Regions from separate parts of the Homo sapiens genome. Here region 1 is linked to region 2. Evidence: chromatin loops called from intact Hi-C (ENCODE). Cell type or tissue: PC-9. All regions are shown on one strand. Each heading gives the region's core, and the rest is flanking DNA. Links, peaks and the distances in the headings are about the cores only.

Evidence for each region. Peaks named below come from ENCODE experiments on the same cell type or tissue, not always from the same donor. Only the 100,000 strongest peaks of a DNase experiment are listed, where the experiment ranks them.
Region 1: it touches region 2 in a loop (4-fold over the local background); 43 of 110 quality-filtered maps call a loop at or near these places.

Annotation. Positions count from the first base shown.
Region 1 is chr14:66,066,934-66,074,946 of GRCh38, forward strand. No RefSeq gene overlaps it. Among named protein-coding and RNA genes, the nearest start is that of LINC02290, 41 kb to the right of the region's middle. In PC-9, for the core only: CTCF peaks have their summits at 4,000 (motif pointing left) and 4,199; no DNase peak of the experiment used is centred there.
Region 2 is chr14:65,956,145-65,964,157 of GRCh38, forward strand. No RefSeq gene overlaps it. Among named protein-coding and RNA genes, the nearest start is that of LINC02290, 150 kb to the right of the region's middle. RefSeq lists enhancers at 1,212-1,762, 1,763-2,312. In PC-9, for the core only: CTCF peaks have their summits at 3,304 (motif pointing left), 3,503 and 5,057 (motif pointing right); no DNase peak of the experiment used is centred there.

The DNA.
Region 1 (8,013 bases), core at 962-5,961, 110 kb after region 2:
TGGTCAGGCCAACGAGACCCAGGAAGACTTAGAGTGATATTCCCTGGCACCCATGTCTCTCAAAGGTCTCCCCTAATATCCCCAATATACCAGGAAGGCATAAAGGAAGGAAAAGATGTCTATCAGAGAGAAGCAGAGCTCCAGAAGACAATTGTTTACCTTGCGTTGCTTTTCAGCGTAGGGACCTCAGTGCGGCAGCAGCATCCTCATCACCAGGGAGCTGGTTAATAAAGCGGAAACTCCAGCTGCACTCCAACCTCCTCCATCAGAGCCTGTGCGCTAACATTTTCAGGGGAGTGGAATACACGTTGGAGTTTGAGAGGCACTGAGTTAGAACACGTGGGGAGAGACTACAGTGTAGTGCTGTGGTTCTCAAGGTATGGGGCCCCAGAGACCAGCAGCATCGGCATTACCTACTTTGAAAACACAAATTTTTGAGCCCCACCCCAGGCCAATTGAATCAGAAGCTCTAGGGGTGGGCCCTCACCATCTGTGTTTAACAAGCCCTCCAGGTGATCCTGATGCATGCTAAAGTATGAAAAGCCCTGGTATAGACAATCAGTTTTCCAAGCCCTGGCTCCCCTACTTCTGACTCATCCCTTAGGCTGCACTCTTGGCTGACATTTGGGGGAATGGAAGGAAGGCCTTGTATACTTGGTTTTCCCCCTTCCATTTGATTTCCCTGGGGACGGTTCTTAAAACTCAAGCTTCTGAACAAAAAGTCTGTCTTGCTTGTGATTTAATCCTTCATTTGCATTGCCAACAACTAATGGGAAGAAAGAAGTTCCAGGAGACCAACTGGCTTTTTAGTACTGCATTGTATATGATCAGAAGCAGGCCTGGGAATGGAAGACTCAGGTTTCCCAGCCCAAGAATAAACAAGGGCATGAAGCCACAAGGAAGGGGGGCTTTGGTGGGGCTCTCCCAGGTCACAGGCTGGGGGTGTGGGTGGGCATGTACACAACACTGGCACAAGATAGAGCCAGATGGGAGAGAGTATCTACACAGACAGAAGAGGCAAGAACGTGTGGATACCCTCCTAGTCCACAAAATCCGAGAATTGTCAGCTGTCAGACAACAACACAGTCCACCTCCCACTCTGATCAGTACCACACCTACATCTCTCCAGACTGAGGACCTCCGTTTCTTCAGTCTGTGGTGGTGCCCTCACCACCCGCTGATATTAAAAGAAAGAGCACAATAGTGTCCATCCATTCATTCAACAAGTCTTTGCTGAGACAGGCCTAGATGCCAGACACAACGCCAGGTGCACAAAGACACGACTCCCAACTTCAAGGAGTGTACATTCTAGTGGAGGAGATAAGCCTCAATTTTTTAAGTATATAGTCACCACAACATGTGGCCATGTTGGGGGATTGTGTGACAGGGAACCTGGCTTAGTCTCAGGTCAGTGAAGGCTCCTTTAAGGAAGGAGACTGTTGGAGTTTGGGTTCTGAAGAATGCACAGGAGTTAACTAGGCAAAGGCAAGTGTTCATGGTGGTAAGGAGAGCATCACAGGCAAAGAAAAAGGACATGAGCTGAGACAGAGCATGGCAAGTTTAAGGATCAGAGAAAAGCACCATAAAGAGACTCAGGTCATGACAGAGGGAGGTGGCATCAGATGGGCACAGAAGTGGTGGGCAGGACTAGGCCACAGGTTTGTAAAGCTTTGAGTGTTTATCCTAAAAGTGATGAGGAGCCTTCAAAGGATTTTAAGTAGGAGAGTATCAGGGACAGATTTCCATGTTGTAAAGCTTACTCTGGCTGTGCCATGGAGAGGGAAGTGCTGATTCAGGAGTATAAGCAACTATGAAGCTGTTGCAGTTGTCCAGGGGCCTAGGACCAAGTGCTGGTGGTAGAGGTGAGCAGAGGAGTGCAGATCAAGGAGAGACTTGGATGACATCCTTAGGCTTTGGATATGGATTGGACATTGGTAAGGTGTCCAGGGAATCTCTTAGTCACTAGGCTGGGCTGAAAATGGAGTGAGAGCTGGACAGGAAGAGAGGCAGTCACTTAGCTACAGATGTAGAAGAGATGCACCCAGAAAGAACACATGATGAAAACTAGGACAGTCTGCAGGGAGTAAGACTCACTTAGCAGTTAATTAAAGTAGGTGTCCAAACAGCTCTCAGTTATTTGCGTTATCCAATGTGTTAATTAGGGTTTGTTCCTCCTATTGCAATCTCTGGGCTTTGTTCATTTACATCTTCACCAGTAGGTGGTAGGAGAAGGGAAGCGGGACTTGGGGGACCCAGTTCACTTACTCAATGTATGCCTTGTGGAGAGATGAACACTAAGTGGCCTCATCTACTTGGAATGCCAGCTTATTGCAACTATTTGGCTTACAGAACAACAATCCTGTCCCTGAAGAGGAGAGCTGCATATAAATGCAGTTTACATATCCAGTAACTTTCTGCAACCATCCCTTAATGAATTAGTCAAACCTCCAGGCATCCAAATTGGTTCCTATGATCCTTTCATCTTCCAGGTTGTTTGCCTTTAAAGTTTAGAACTGGATTGAAGAGTATTTATAGCAATGGGACATTTTTGTGAGCCTGAGGAAAGGGGTCTTTGATAAATCAACACTAGAGAATTGTAGAAAAGGAATGCAGCCGGAGGAGTCTTTCAGGCAGGTTTGCAATGACTTCTTGTGCCGTCTTTTGGAAAGGTGCGAGGGCAGCAGCCACCCTGGGCTTGGAGATTGTGTGGAAAAGAGAATCCAAAACTACAGTAAAATTTTAATTGTATGCTTGATCTGTTTCAGGATGAAGAATTAAGACAGATTTAGGTTTCTGTTTTCTTCAGGGTTCGGGCAGGAATCAAACAGTACACTCAGAAGAGAAGGTTGAAGAGAAATGAATGAAGGAACTATTTCTAAGGCTGTGAGCAGGGAAAAGGGAAGCCAGTGAGGGATAGTGAAGCACAAACTATCCAGAAACCACCAACACCCCAAGGCATGAAATGAAAAGAGGAGAGAGTGGGTGGTTGTTTGTCCAAGTGTGGCAGGAAGCTGCCTTGAATCTGCAGAAGAATGGATCCACTGCCAACTACAGTTCAACCAGGAGAGATCCTGGAAGGCAAATTCCCAGACCTCAACCACAGGTGTCTCCCATTGGTCCACCCAAAGCAGAAACTGATGAGCCTGGAGCGCACTGACTCACCCCACAGGCAGCCTCCCGGGCACAGAGCAAGTTCAGAGAAAGGTGCAAAGTGGACACATGGGGGCAAGCAGAGAAAACCCAGCACATGGGTGGGCCAAGAAACTGGTTCAGATTTGCAAATCTAGGCAGATTAATATATTTATATGGGTCTGTGAGTTTCACTGCCAAGGCAGTCTTGGTTTCATAATGATACAGTATAGCGCATGTTGCTAGTATTAAACAACCAACGGAAGACAGAGCTGCTAGCCCGGGATGTGCCTGGGGTGAGGTGGGGAGGGAACTGTGCTGAACAGAGCTGTCTGTTGTTTCCTCGGTTTCCCCTCTGAAGTCAGCTGTGCCTCTGGCCACGGGGCTCTTTTGTTCTTCCTCCTCTCCCCACTCCTCCACCAAAGGAGACAGGGCTTGAATTATTGATGAAATCAAAAGAATAAGCTTGGGGATTGCATGTTTCCATCTTGCCTGTTGTTTGTCTGGTAAATAACGTGTTCTCTGTAAAACCTAAGCTTTTATCTCAGGTGTGCTGACCAGATTGAAGCCGGCCTCGAAGCTTCCCTTGGAGAAAGCCGGCTATGATCCTGGCTCACTCCAGTCTTCTCTCTTTCCATATGCAGATAAAAGAGTCCAACAGCACACTTTCCCCGTGGTTTCCCACACCACTGTGGAACACACGCAGAAACAGACTTTGCTCCTGGTCTTTTCCGTGACCAGATACATGCTCCCCTCCCCAAGACCTGCTAATTTCAGAGTAGTTACCTGTTCCCTTTGGTGAGGCAGGGAACCCTCAGGGTCCCAGTAGAGGAAGACCCGCTCAGACACTGCCCTCTGCTGGAAACTATTGGGACTGCTCCATCCTCCCTGAGGGGTCCTGCCGGGTTCCAGAGAAAGGGACCTTCACTCCTTCTACCTGGTTGCAGATACACCTGCAACATAGGTAGGGACTGACTTACCTAGAAAGCTTCTCTCATTAAGGTCTTAGACGAAAAAAATTTGAGTAGGAGGTGGGAGGATTTTTTATGATTTGATGTGGAAAAAGATTTCTAAACGACACGAGAAACAAAACACACACAAAAAACTGATACATTTGACTACATCAAAAACAAAAACTTTTGTGTGACAGAAGACAACATGAGCAAAATTAAAAGACAAAAGGAGAAAATACTTGTAACAAAGGATAAGTATCTAGATTATATAAAGAACCTCTACAGATTGAAAAGAAAACAAACAAAAATCCAACAGAAAAATATTCTAAAGATATAAAATTGTAATTCACAGAAAAGAAAATATAAGTGGCCCATAAGTGCATGACAATAATACTCTGTCTTACCAGTAATCAGGAAAATAGAAATTCAAACATCAGAGAGAGATTTTGTTTTAACCTGCTAAATTAGAAAAAATTAAAAAGGGCATGGGAGAAAAGATATTCTTTACTCTCTAGGTAGGATCATAAGCTGGTATAATCACTTTGCAGAGAAATTTGGCAATATCTAAAAAATGCAAAATATTCATACTCTGATCCAGTGAGTCCACTTCTCCATATCTACCCCAGAAAAACACTTTACCCATGTGCCCAGCAAGTTTGTGGCAGCTTTGTTTGCAAAATATCAAATGTTAGGTGCAGAAATAACTGAAATTAGCATAAAAATGGGGTTGGTTAAATAAACTATAATTCATTCATCATATATATATTTTATATATATTATTTATATATTATATATTATTTATATATTATATATAATATTTATATATATTAGATATTATATATAATATCTAATATATATAAAATACATAAATAATATATATTATATATATATAGCAGTGTTTTAAAATATATATACTATGTGTACTGACATGGAAAGATCCCCAAGACCTATTGTTGAGTGAACAAAAATCAAGCTGCAGACTGACACACCCTATGATAACTTATATGTAAAACACCCAGGCATATTAAACAATATTTTTTCTATGGGTATAGATACTATGGTCTTTAAAGCATGGAAAAATGCACAGGACGTATAACACTGATACCAAGAGTTACCTCTGGGGCAGAGATGAGGATTGGAGCTGGTGGTCAAAGGGGATTTCAGCCTTATCTGTAATTTTTTTTTTAGTAAAAAGAATGTGTTAATGTATTATATGTGTAATTAAAATTAATAAAAGCTATTCTTATATTAAAAAGGAGAAAAATCTCTCTTCCTCCTTATTAAAGCATCTGCAACAGCCAGGAATCATTGAGCTATGAGTAAAACGCTGCCTTAGGTGATTTGTCAGGGGACCTGCTAAGTAGAGGGCAATGTGGTTGTCCTGGAGACAGCTGTCTTCAACACAAACCATCCTGTGCATCTATCTACACATGTCGGATATGTAACCATATCCCATTCAATGTCATACTTTTAAATCTCGGTTCACAAACTCAACAGTAATAACTTCTAACACAATGAGAGCAGTCAGTATTAAAATCTAGTATCTCATTTAAACTTTTACTCTTTCTCTCTCCCCACCCCACCCCCAGATGAGTTTACTTAGATTTAGAGATGTTAAATAGCCTGTCCAAAGTCAGTTGACTAATATGTAAGAATTTTTCCTACCCCAGAGGCCATTCTTTTCAACCATTTAAACTATGTTACAAAGTGATAAACGCCTTTGTCAACTTCAGCCAGGTAAGGGAGGCTGAGGCAGGAGGATTGTTTGTGGTCAGGAGTTGGAGACCAGCCTAAGCAACACAGAGGAAACTCCATCTCTAAAAGAAAGAAAGAAATGTCAGTTTTCTGTCAAAAGCTTTTGTGGGTTTCCCTGCCTCACATGCCATGCCTATTTGCTGCATTGCTCTGAATCAAAACAGCAGCTGGTTCATTCTGGGAGAAAAATCTAGCATAAGAAGAGGTGTTATTTGGGTCCCAGTATAACTAAGAAGCTCAAAGACAAATACGCATTAAAGGAACAATTAAAAATTTAGGAATAATCCTCAACCAGAAGACTACTTCAAATGCATTAAAAATAAAGTTTAGGAACAAAACTAATCAATAATAGCAAAGGTGAAATTTCGATAATAATGCAAACCTTGCAAGGTTCTCATAGGATACAATTTGCTCCATTTTCCAAATTCTGCAAATTTCTTATATCAACACGAAATGCGTTCCAGTGATGCAGCCTTATCCTCACCACTGAGCCATTCCTGCCAGGCAAAAACAATGCAACTGAGCGGCATCAGAGATTACAGAGATATGGCCCTGGCAAAGGCCCACCAGCAGGGCTCTTGGGTTCCCTCTGAAGCAAAGAAAGGCAGCCCTCTGCTTGCTGGGGAAGACGGCTTTCAAAGGATGTTTCCAGAATAACTCATGAGTGGATGGGGGCACCAGGTTTACAAATGAGAGTTGTGATTTCCCACTTACAATGAATTTTTAAAAAATGAATTAATTCAAAAAAATGAATTAATCTCTGTTGGATTTCTTCTTAAGAACAGGTGTGTCTATGAATAATACATGGTGGGGCAGGCAATGCATGGGTCTGAAGACCCAGAAGCCTGAACGCAAATGAGTCCCAGACTGTCAAGATTAAAAGGTAGATTTTAAGGAGCATCACATAAGCGAGAAAAAATCTGGGAGAGCACAAAAACTACTCTGCAAATAATAAGCACACATCTAAGCCCCTGGCTAAGAACACAAACACATCTCTTCTCAGATAGTGGTAATTGAAAGTCACTAGGTTCCCATATGAGGAAGGAGGAGATAAATTAAAAAACGTAATCTAAAATAAAGATTAAAACATTAGGGTTTTAATGAATGATGTTTCAGGACAGAGAATTAAGGACATTTACATCTTCCTCTCTAGTTTGGAACTTTAACTTCTTAAACTCATTAGGCCCAGGCGTGGTAGCTCACGCCTGTGATCCCAGCACTCTGGGAGGCCGAGACGGGTGGATCACCTGAGGTCAGGAGTTTGAGACCAGCCTGGCCAACACGGTGAAACCCCGTCTTTACTAAAAATTTAAAAGTTAGCCAGGAGTGGTGGTGGGTGCCTGTAATCCCAGTTACTCAGAAAGCTGAGGCAGGAGAATTGCTTGAACCTGGGAGGCAGAGTTCTTGCCATTACACTCTAGCCTGGGCAACAAGAGTGAAACTCTGTCTCCGTAATAATAATAATAATAAAACTCATTAGGCACTGGCACAAGAGGAGCCATGGTCAGAGCAGCAGATGTGGGGTGGGGTGGGGGCTGCAGAACTCCTGGGTCCCCTCCAGGATTTCACTCCCTGGCCTCCCAACAGCTCAGCTCTGCCTGGCTCTGCCCACCAAGGCTGAGAAGATGCTTTGTTTTGTTTTTTTTCAGTTTGTTAAACAAGAAATAATATCATGGCATCGTACGGTTTGGGGTTTTAAATGTCAGCAAAACCCTTGTAATGTAGAATTTCTAACTGGCAGTGTCTCAGTCTAGAGCTGTTTGGGGAAAACAAGATGTTGAAAACTGTGTCCCTGGCTGGCCTCAAGAGCATACAGAAGGATCTCCCACTCCTTGATTTGGTCCTTCTAAGACCTGTGGTGTCCCCAGATAAAAAGGAAGCTATGAGGATCACGGAGACGACAGTAAGTAACATGCTGTTTGAAGGAGGGGTAACCTGAGATCTTGACAGCTTTACCGTGCATGCCTGCATGCATGAGCGCACACACACACACACACAAATGCATGTTTCTTTTCAGCTCTGTTGGAGCAAAGAATTTTCACAGATAAAGGATTTGGATTTTTATCTTGTCCAGGTGCCTTTGGGTATTGTCTCAAGACAGGACAAGGTTTGGTCCCTTTAGCCTTGTCCCATTTGGAAGTATACACAAACAAAATATTGCTCCACTCCCCTTCCT
Region 2 (8,013 bases), core at 1,267-6,266:
GCAGCCCTCCTAGGCTGGGAAATGCCAACGCACGTTAGATTTGTTCAAGGAGCCTCTACCTTTACTGGCTGCCATTCTGTTAAGGAAAATTCTTTAAAGAAGATTCAAAATCTATTTCCTAACCAAGAAGTCGGGAATGAAGATCATCCTTCACTTCTTCAAAAGTCACCCATTCATCTTTTTACTTACTCCTTTAACAATGAGTGTGTAAATACTAATGAGAGTGACTGTAATGGCTGTTGATGGATGTGTTTTTATCTTTCGCTCATCTGCTTTATCTTTCGCTCATCTGCTTTATCTTTCTATCATCATATATATAGCAATAAGATAAGGTAAGAGAGGCTATGACGAGGAGGGGACTTCCAAGCTCTCAAGGAAAAAGGATGTATTTGGTAATTGTCAGAAATAGAACTTTTTAACGCCTTCCCATCTTTTGGCTTGCACAGCACTGGCTCTTGCTTGTTTTCCGTCTTTGCTGCCTCCTCTTCTTCTAACATTGAAGTGCCTCAGGGGTCCACCTCAGACCCCTTTCTCTTTTCACCAGGAAGGTCCCAGCTACTCTCATGGCTGCAAATGCCTCCCATAGGACTTTGACTACCTGCTCCCTTCCATTTGTAGCCCTGGCCTCTCTTCTGAGCTGCAGATATGACAAGTACAGTCATATCTCCTAGTTCCAGGACTCTCATGAGTACTAAAATCTGTGGATGCCCAAGTCCCCTATACAAAATGGCACAGTGTAGCAGGACGAGCCGCAGACAAAACCTCTCAGACACCGAGTTGTAGAAGGAAGGGCTTTATTCAGCTGGGAGCATCTGCAAGCTACTGTCTCAAAATCCGAGCTCCCCGAGTGAGTAATTCCTGTCCCTTTTAAGGGCTCACAACTCTAAGGATTTCACATGAAAGGGTCGTGATTGATTTGAGCAAGCAGGGGGTACGTGACGGGCTGCATGCACTGGTGGTCAGAGTGAAAGAGAACAGAGCAGGGAGTTTCACAATGTTCTTCCATACAATGCCTGAAATCTATGGGTAACATTGGGTTCTAAGTCATGAGTTGATTCTTAACTACTAGGTTTAGGCCAGGCAGGCCCAGGCCTGGTTTTGAGCCTGGTGCCGGGCTGCCTGTCTTTGATTTCACTTCCTTGTTTTTTTTTTTTTTTAGAACAGGTACTGAGTATAAAACAATATAAAACAATATGAGAGGGTCTCTCTCTTCCCTCGATGGTATTTGCATACAAGCTGTATACATCCTCCCATATACTTTAAATCATCTCTAGATTACCTACAATACTTAATACAATGTAAATGCTACTATATAAATAGTTGTTTCATTGTATTGTTTTTTATTTGTGTGATCTGAGGTTGGCTGAATTCATAGATATGGAACCTGTGGATACGGAGGGCCAACTGTTTACCTACTTGCTCCCTTGAGAAGTCCATTCAGTGGTATAAACAGCACCTCCCACTTAACACATCAACAACTGAAGTGTCCATCTTCTCCCAAGCCTGCGTCTCCTTCATATTTTCTCTGCTCAGCACAGCCAGAAACCCAGGAGCTGCCGTCAGCACACCCCTATCTCTTGTCCCTGCCCCATCCCCTAGCCCTTGCACAGGCTTCTCAAAGCTGTGCCCTTCTCAACATTCCCTCTTCCCAGAATGACTCCACTCCTTCCGAAGTCTCCTCTCTCTTCCTCTTCCTCTTGCCACATCCGCTCTGCAGGAAGAATCAGCAAGTGTGAGCTTTTCAAATGAGAATTGGATCATATTCCCTCCCTTTAAAAAACCCTGTGGGAGTTTCCTGCTGCATTTGAAATGAATGGGAGCTGCTCACAGGCCTGGCCGAGCCCCCTCCTACTCACCGCTGGCCCCTCTCCTGCCCCAGCTCAGGGTCTTCCCTCAGGAGGTTCCTCTCCTCTCTGCTTCACCCAGCAACTCCTAGTGCTCCTTTGCGTCTCAGCTCAAACCTCACTTCTCAGGGTTCCTCCTTGCTCCCCGATTAATTTGTCTCCACTGTTACTCTTCTTTTCTTCATGGCCCCTCTGCTTTGTAATGATTATTTCTGTGTGAATTTGCACATTGGTGTGATGTCTGCCTCCCCTGCATAAGCCCCATGAAGACAGGGATTATGCCTTTTTTCCCTTTTTGTCTGGCACCATTGTGTATCCTTCAGTACCTAGCACATACAGGAACTTGACAAATATTTGTTGACTATATAAATGCCCAGACTCCAGAAAATCAACTATATAAATTGGAAACATAATATTCTATTTATTATTTGAGAGCACGTAATTGTCATTTTAAAACCACAACTGTCCTCAGGCCTGGGGCAGCGTAGCCCTGACCTACGGCCTGTGCTTTAGAGGCCCCGCTCTGGCCTCCCTCAGCGTGTGGCCCTCCCCATGGGTAAGGAGTGCCCAGGGTCAATGGGACAGTCCCACCCTCTGCTCCCACCCCAGCTAGCATGGGCAGATTTAGCAAATAAAAATACATGATGCACAGTTAAATTTGAATTTCAGATAAACCATTTTTTTCTTAGTATAAGTATGCCCCATGCAATATTGGGGACCTACTTATACAAGTATTCAGTTTATCTGGAATTCAAGTTTAACTCTGTGCCCTGTATTTTATTTGGCAGCCTTAGCCCCAGCTTTTAGACTACTTGCCTACAAACCATGGCCTGTGGTCTGAATCCACCTATGTTTGTACCTGAAGTTTTATTGGAACACACCCACACCCGTTCATTTTATGTATTGTCTATGGCTGCTTTCGTGATACGGTGGCAAAGTTGAATAGGGGTGACAGAGACTGCATTGCTCACAAAGCCTAAAATAGTTACCATCTGACCCTTTATAGAAAAGTCAGCTGATCTTGTTCTAGATGACTTCCCCTCACAAGTCCCCGCGCAAGCAATCCTGAGCATACTTCCAGATCATGCAGGGGCCTTTCCCCTGGTCTGGCCTCTGAGGATGGCCCAAGGCTGAGGGGCACAGGGATGTGGATGGGGTTCAGAGGCATGCGTGCAAGGCCCTCACAGTGCACGATGGGCTGACGAGGGTGCTGGATGCTGACCCTCCCTCAGCCATCCTGTTCTGCCTGCAACCTGAGCCTCAGCTTTTGCAATTTGTACCTCGCTTTCCAATTCATTAGGAAGATATATTTTTCCAGATAGGAAACATATTTTATTTACTTTGTGTGTTAGATTGACTTAACTTTTAAATAATTAAACATGTGGTATTTAGGCCTTCTTTTTCCCTCTTGACCTGGACCCCTCAAATGTCAGGTCCGTTTTAATCAAGGCAAAGAAATGTCATCAATAGTGCCATCTTGTGGTGAGATATATACCATTATCATCTTTAAACTGTCCTGCTCCCCTTAAAACAGCACCGAAGTCGTCTAAGTTTAGGAGCTTGCGAACTCTGTCTGCTGTAACAAGGGAAGTTCAGAATTATACCACCAAAGCATTGGGAGGTTTTAAAATGTTTTCTGAGACATTAAAAGGATATTAAATGATATTCAGCACAGTTCTGTTCAAAATTAGTAGTTTATGGGTGGTCCATAATAATAACTTCTCATATTTGTACAGTGCTTTACAGTTTCCAAAGCATGTTCACACACTATTTCCTGTGGGCTCCATTGGCAATGGAGACTCTTATAATCATTGACTTGCCCCAGCTGTCCGGCAAGTCAAGTGCTCTGTCATATTAGAGCCATCTGCTATCAACCACAATGAGGGTTCAGTAGAAAATTAGCAGAGAAGTTACACTTCAGCAAACTGGAACCCTGGTGATGACCTTCCCTTAGTGTTGCCAGGCCAAGATAATAGAGGGGAAGGAAGTTTCTAGAAGGGTATCGTGATCCATCCTTCAATATCAGGGATTTGTGCTCATCGCTTACTATCCGCAACATAGCAACAGAGTGGCTCTATAACATTTCCATCATTCCTTAAACAACTTTGAAGCCCCCTCTCTGCTCAGCAGGCAGAGACCATAGGAGATGCCAAAGATGGCTCCTAGGAGTTAACGTTCACTGATGCCTTCACTCCAGCACAGCCAGGGGGTGGTCTGAGCTGCTGGGATAACTTTTCATTCCAATCTGTCAGAGATTAGCACCTTGTCCAGGGAAAGCTGTGAAAACAGCTTTCCCCAAACAAGCCAGTGTCTGAGCTAGGGAGTTCACCATCATCAGGGCTGACACACAGTTGAATTTCACATTACAGCTGGAAATACATAGAGGGAATTCCGGGAACAAGACAAGCTGGAAGAAGCACTTTTGTTAAATTATACTTTTTTTAAAGATCAATAGATGCTTCAAAGAAGTCCACTGAGGAGGTCGTTGTGTGGCTTTGACAAAAACAGTTGTGTGTCTTGCTTTGGGGAGAGCCAGTCTGAACCACCCAAGAGATGCCTTCCCAACTTTTTCTTTGTGCATAATGTGATTTGAGGGAAAACAAGTTTACTGTGCCTTTCATTGTAGACACCTGGGTTATGCGGTTAGCTAGGGGACCAAGTTTATCAGATCCAGGCTGGCCTCCTGAGCTCCAGACTTATTCATTTATTCATGCATGCACTCAGTAATGTTTATTGTATCCCATCGATGCCTCAGATGCTGTGACTCGGTATCAAATTAATAAGACTTGACCATGCCCATGTGGCATTTATAAGCTGACACTGCTGGGTACCCATATTGCAGGGGACCAGGAAATGCTTTCTCAGGGGGAGACACTTGCACCATGCTTTGAAGGACCAATACCAGTTAGCAAGACAGATGGGGGTGAAGGAAAAGAGCTCAGGTTGGCTGATGCCAAAGCCCATGCTCATAACTGCCAAGCTGCATAGTCTTGCAGAAAACATTTTCTGTTTTGACAGAGAACGTCTCAAGAAGGGACTTTACCAAGAGAAGTTCAGTTCCTAAAGCCCCCATCTCCTTGAAAAGTACTAAGACTGTGTGTTTCACAAATGGCAAGAGAGGGAGGGATAGAGGCAAAAAACGAAACAGTGACTCATGGAGAGATGGAAGCAACCCCGGGACAGTACAGCATGTTCTGCTGACCTCGGCCAGCAGGAGGCAGTGCAGAGCTCTTGGAGGAGTTGTCAGACTACACTCTGGGTGGGAAGGTCCATAAGGGGAAAGCACCCTCTGTAGGAAGGCTGCACCTTCTTTTCGTTGTCTTCATAGTGCTTATTACTTTCCGAAGTGTTATTGGTCAGTTTTTATACTCTTATCATCTCTCTCTGCCTCTCCAGGACACAAGCTCCGCTGGCAAAGGCCACTGCACTCTTGCCTGTCTTGTCCTCTGCTGTGTTCTAAATGCCTGCATTAGAGCCTGGCATGTGCTAATTTCTTAATAAATATTTTTAAAAGTAAGTTAATGTTTGTGTGAAGCTATTCGCTATTGAGAAATGGGCATTGTAGAAAACCTAGGGCCTAGGTGTTGCCTTCTGCTCCTGAAACAGCATCTTAATTAAATGGTCTATTCCACTTTTGCAAGATGGGTAGCAAGCAACATGGGGAAACCAAGCACTGGAGAATTCCTGGAAAAATAGACACCCTTTGTATAATCTGGGCTGAGTCCTGCTGGAGGCAAGGTAGGCTGCCAATGCCTAGCCAGAAAGCCAAGGCCAAGGACCAGTGAGCAGGGAGGAGTGGGCGAGGTCCCGAAGCATGGCAGCAGAGAGAATGGAAGGCACGTATATAATGAGATGTCCACTCCAGTGAGGGCAATGCCAAGACCAGCAGCAGGGCAGTCTGAGGCTCAAGACAGACAAGAGTGATGAACAGAAAAGTGCTAAAGCCAGATCTGTGCTGTGGGACGAGCAGGACAACCTCCTGGGACAGTGAGTGTCTGTGCCTGAGAAACTTTGAAGGCCACGCACTCCCTTGCAGGCGAGCCCATGTTGACTCTAGGGTGAGATTTCTGGTTCAGACTCCTACTGTAATTTTGTGATTTGCTTTTAGTGTTAGCCTCGTGGCCTCGTTCACTTAGGGGCACCAGTTTGTCAACTAGATTTCTATATAATCCAAGAATAAACAACTAGGAAGAAATGCATGTAAAAAAAATACTAGTCCAGCCAGTCAGAGATACATATTGGTCAACCTTTGGTGTATGCTGGGAGCTTGATGTGTGAGAACAAAATGTTCCCTTTAATGGCACTTCAGAGAAGTATGAAGAGTGACACCGTAAGTGACAGCCTTCAAAGCTGAGCAGCTTGGGCTGCATCTGTGGCATGCTGTGGGATCTGCTTCCCGGGACAAGGGTGGCAGAGTCAAAAGAGGCGTTTTCAAATTTTAAATGTAACTGGCCCCAACGTGATGTCAGATTGCTCTTCAGGTTCTTCCCCACCTGCCCTGCATTATTAAAGCCCACCTTGGACTACCTATGGTGATCAACCATTCTGGTTTGCCCAGGACTAAGGACGGTTCCCAGGACATGGGACTTCCAGTTTCAAAACTGGGAAAGTCTCGGGCAAACCGGGACGAGTTGGTCACTAGGTTACCTGCATTGCCAGAGGCTCTTGATCCTTCCCTCCCTCCTTTGGCCATATTAATTATTTTTATTATTTATTATTTCTTTCTTCTCTGATCCCTCAGCCTCCTTTTACCCTTCTCTTGCTTTCAGATTTCCGTCTCCAATTCATGAGGCTGTTCCGTCTCTCCAGGTGTCTCAGGCACCACACTTTTGACACCATCTGGGTTGGTGACTGATGAATGGAATGTGCCTGCTGGGTGCTTAGTTACTGCTGAGGATCTTGCAACTAAATTAGTTTGGGACCCATCAAAACTGCTGCCAACTCAGATGAGGCAAGAAAGGGCTATTTTGTAGCCCTTTTTCCTATGATGTGAGGTCAGGCAGAGGCAGGGATAAACTTCTCTAAGTGTTTGTGTGGTGCTTAAGTCTAAACCATCATTCACACTGTCAGAGTTCTGGAAAAGCAGGTTGTTAACTGATGCATAAGTAGGGCCAGGCAAATGCAGCCCCACAGAGGAAGCTCAAATTCTGCTGAATGTTACTGATGGGCCGGCATACCCATTTGCTGACTAAGCAAATTAATGAAATAACAGCAGGCATGTCTGTCTAGTAAATCTTCTTGCTGCGATAAGCAAGCATTTAGAAAAGCCATTTAAGGTGCAAGTTGACGGAGAACATTGCTAGTCTCTGCCCCAAATATCATACCCTGGAGAGGATGAAATCTATTTTGTTTCCCCACCCAGGATGTCAGAATCTTTTCAAAGAAGTCTTTGACCTTGCCCTTCAGGGAAAGGGGAATAATAGTTCTTGCGCTATTTATATGTCAGAAATAAGAGAGAAAGGCAAAGATGTTGGACAGACCCAATAATCTGTATGACTGAGAGTTCATTCTGCAAGTCTGGGTTTGAAGGTGGCACTTCCATTGGCAAACATGACACCTTAATGAGAACAGAAAAGAGCTACAAAATGAAATTCAGCCAGGGTCGGTGGTGGGAGCGGGGTGGACTTTGAAATCCACTTTAGGTGTTCCTTTAACAAATTACTCAGAATATCCCATAGTTCTAAATACACCTGAATGACACATATCACATTTTTGTGTTATCTAAGGGTCTTGTCCCCTACATTTCTGACTTAAATATGTGAATAAAAAGGAGTTGGGATTCTTAAATATAGTCTTCCTATAAACCCTATTTGAATCCACTTTCTTCCAATGTATACATTTTATATATATGATTAATACCTAGCCCGAAGGAACTCCTAATTTAACGTCTTCAAAATCAAAGCCATCATGTTTGGATGATCAAGTTTCTGTAGGTGGAAATAGCACTTTAAAAAGTACAGGTTCTTTTCTTTAATAATAGAAACGTAGTTACATTTATGGAAAGCTAGAGAAATGTTGTGGAGATACCTGCTCTCTGTGTCTGTTCAGTATCTCCATGGAATTCTGGAAAGATGTGTGTCAGTCACCTTGCTCTGCCGTCCCTGCCCCAGACATGGCCTGACTCTGCAGGCTCGGATGGGATGGGTGATTGGTCCAGGGGTGGTTTGAT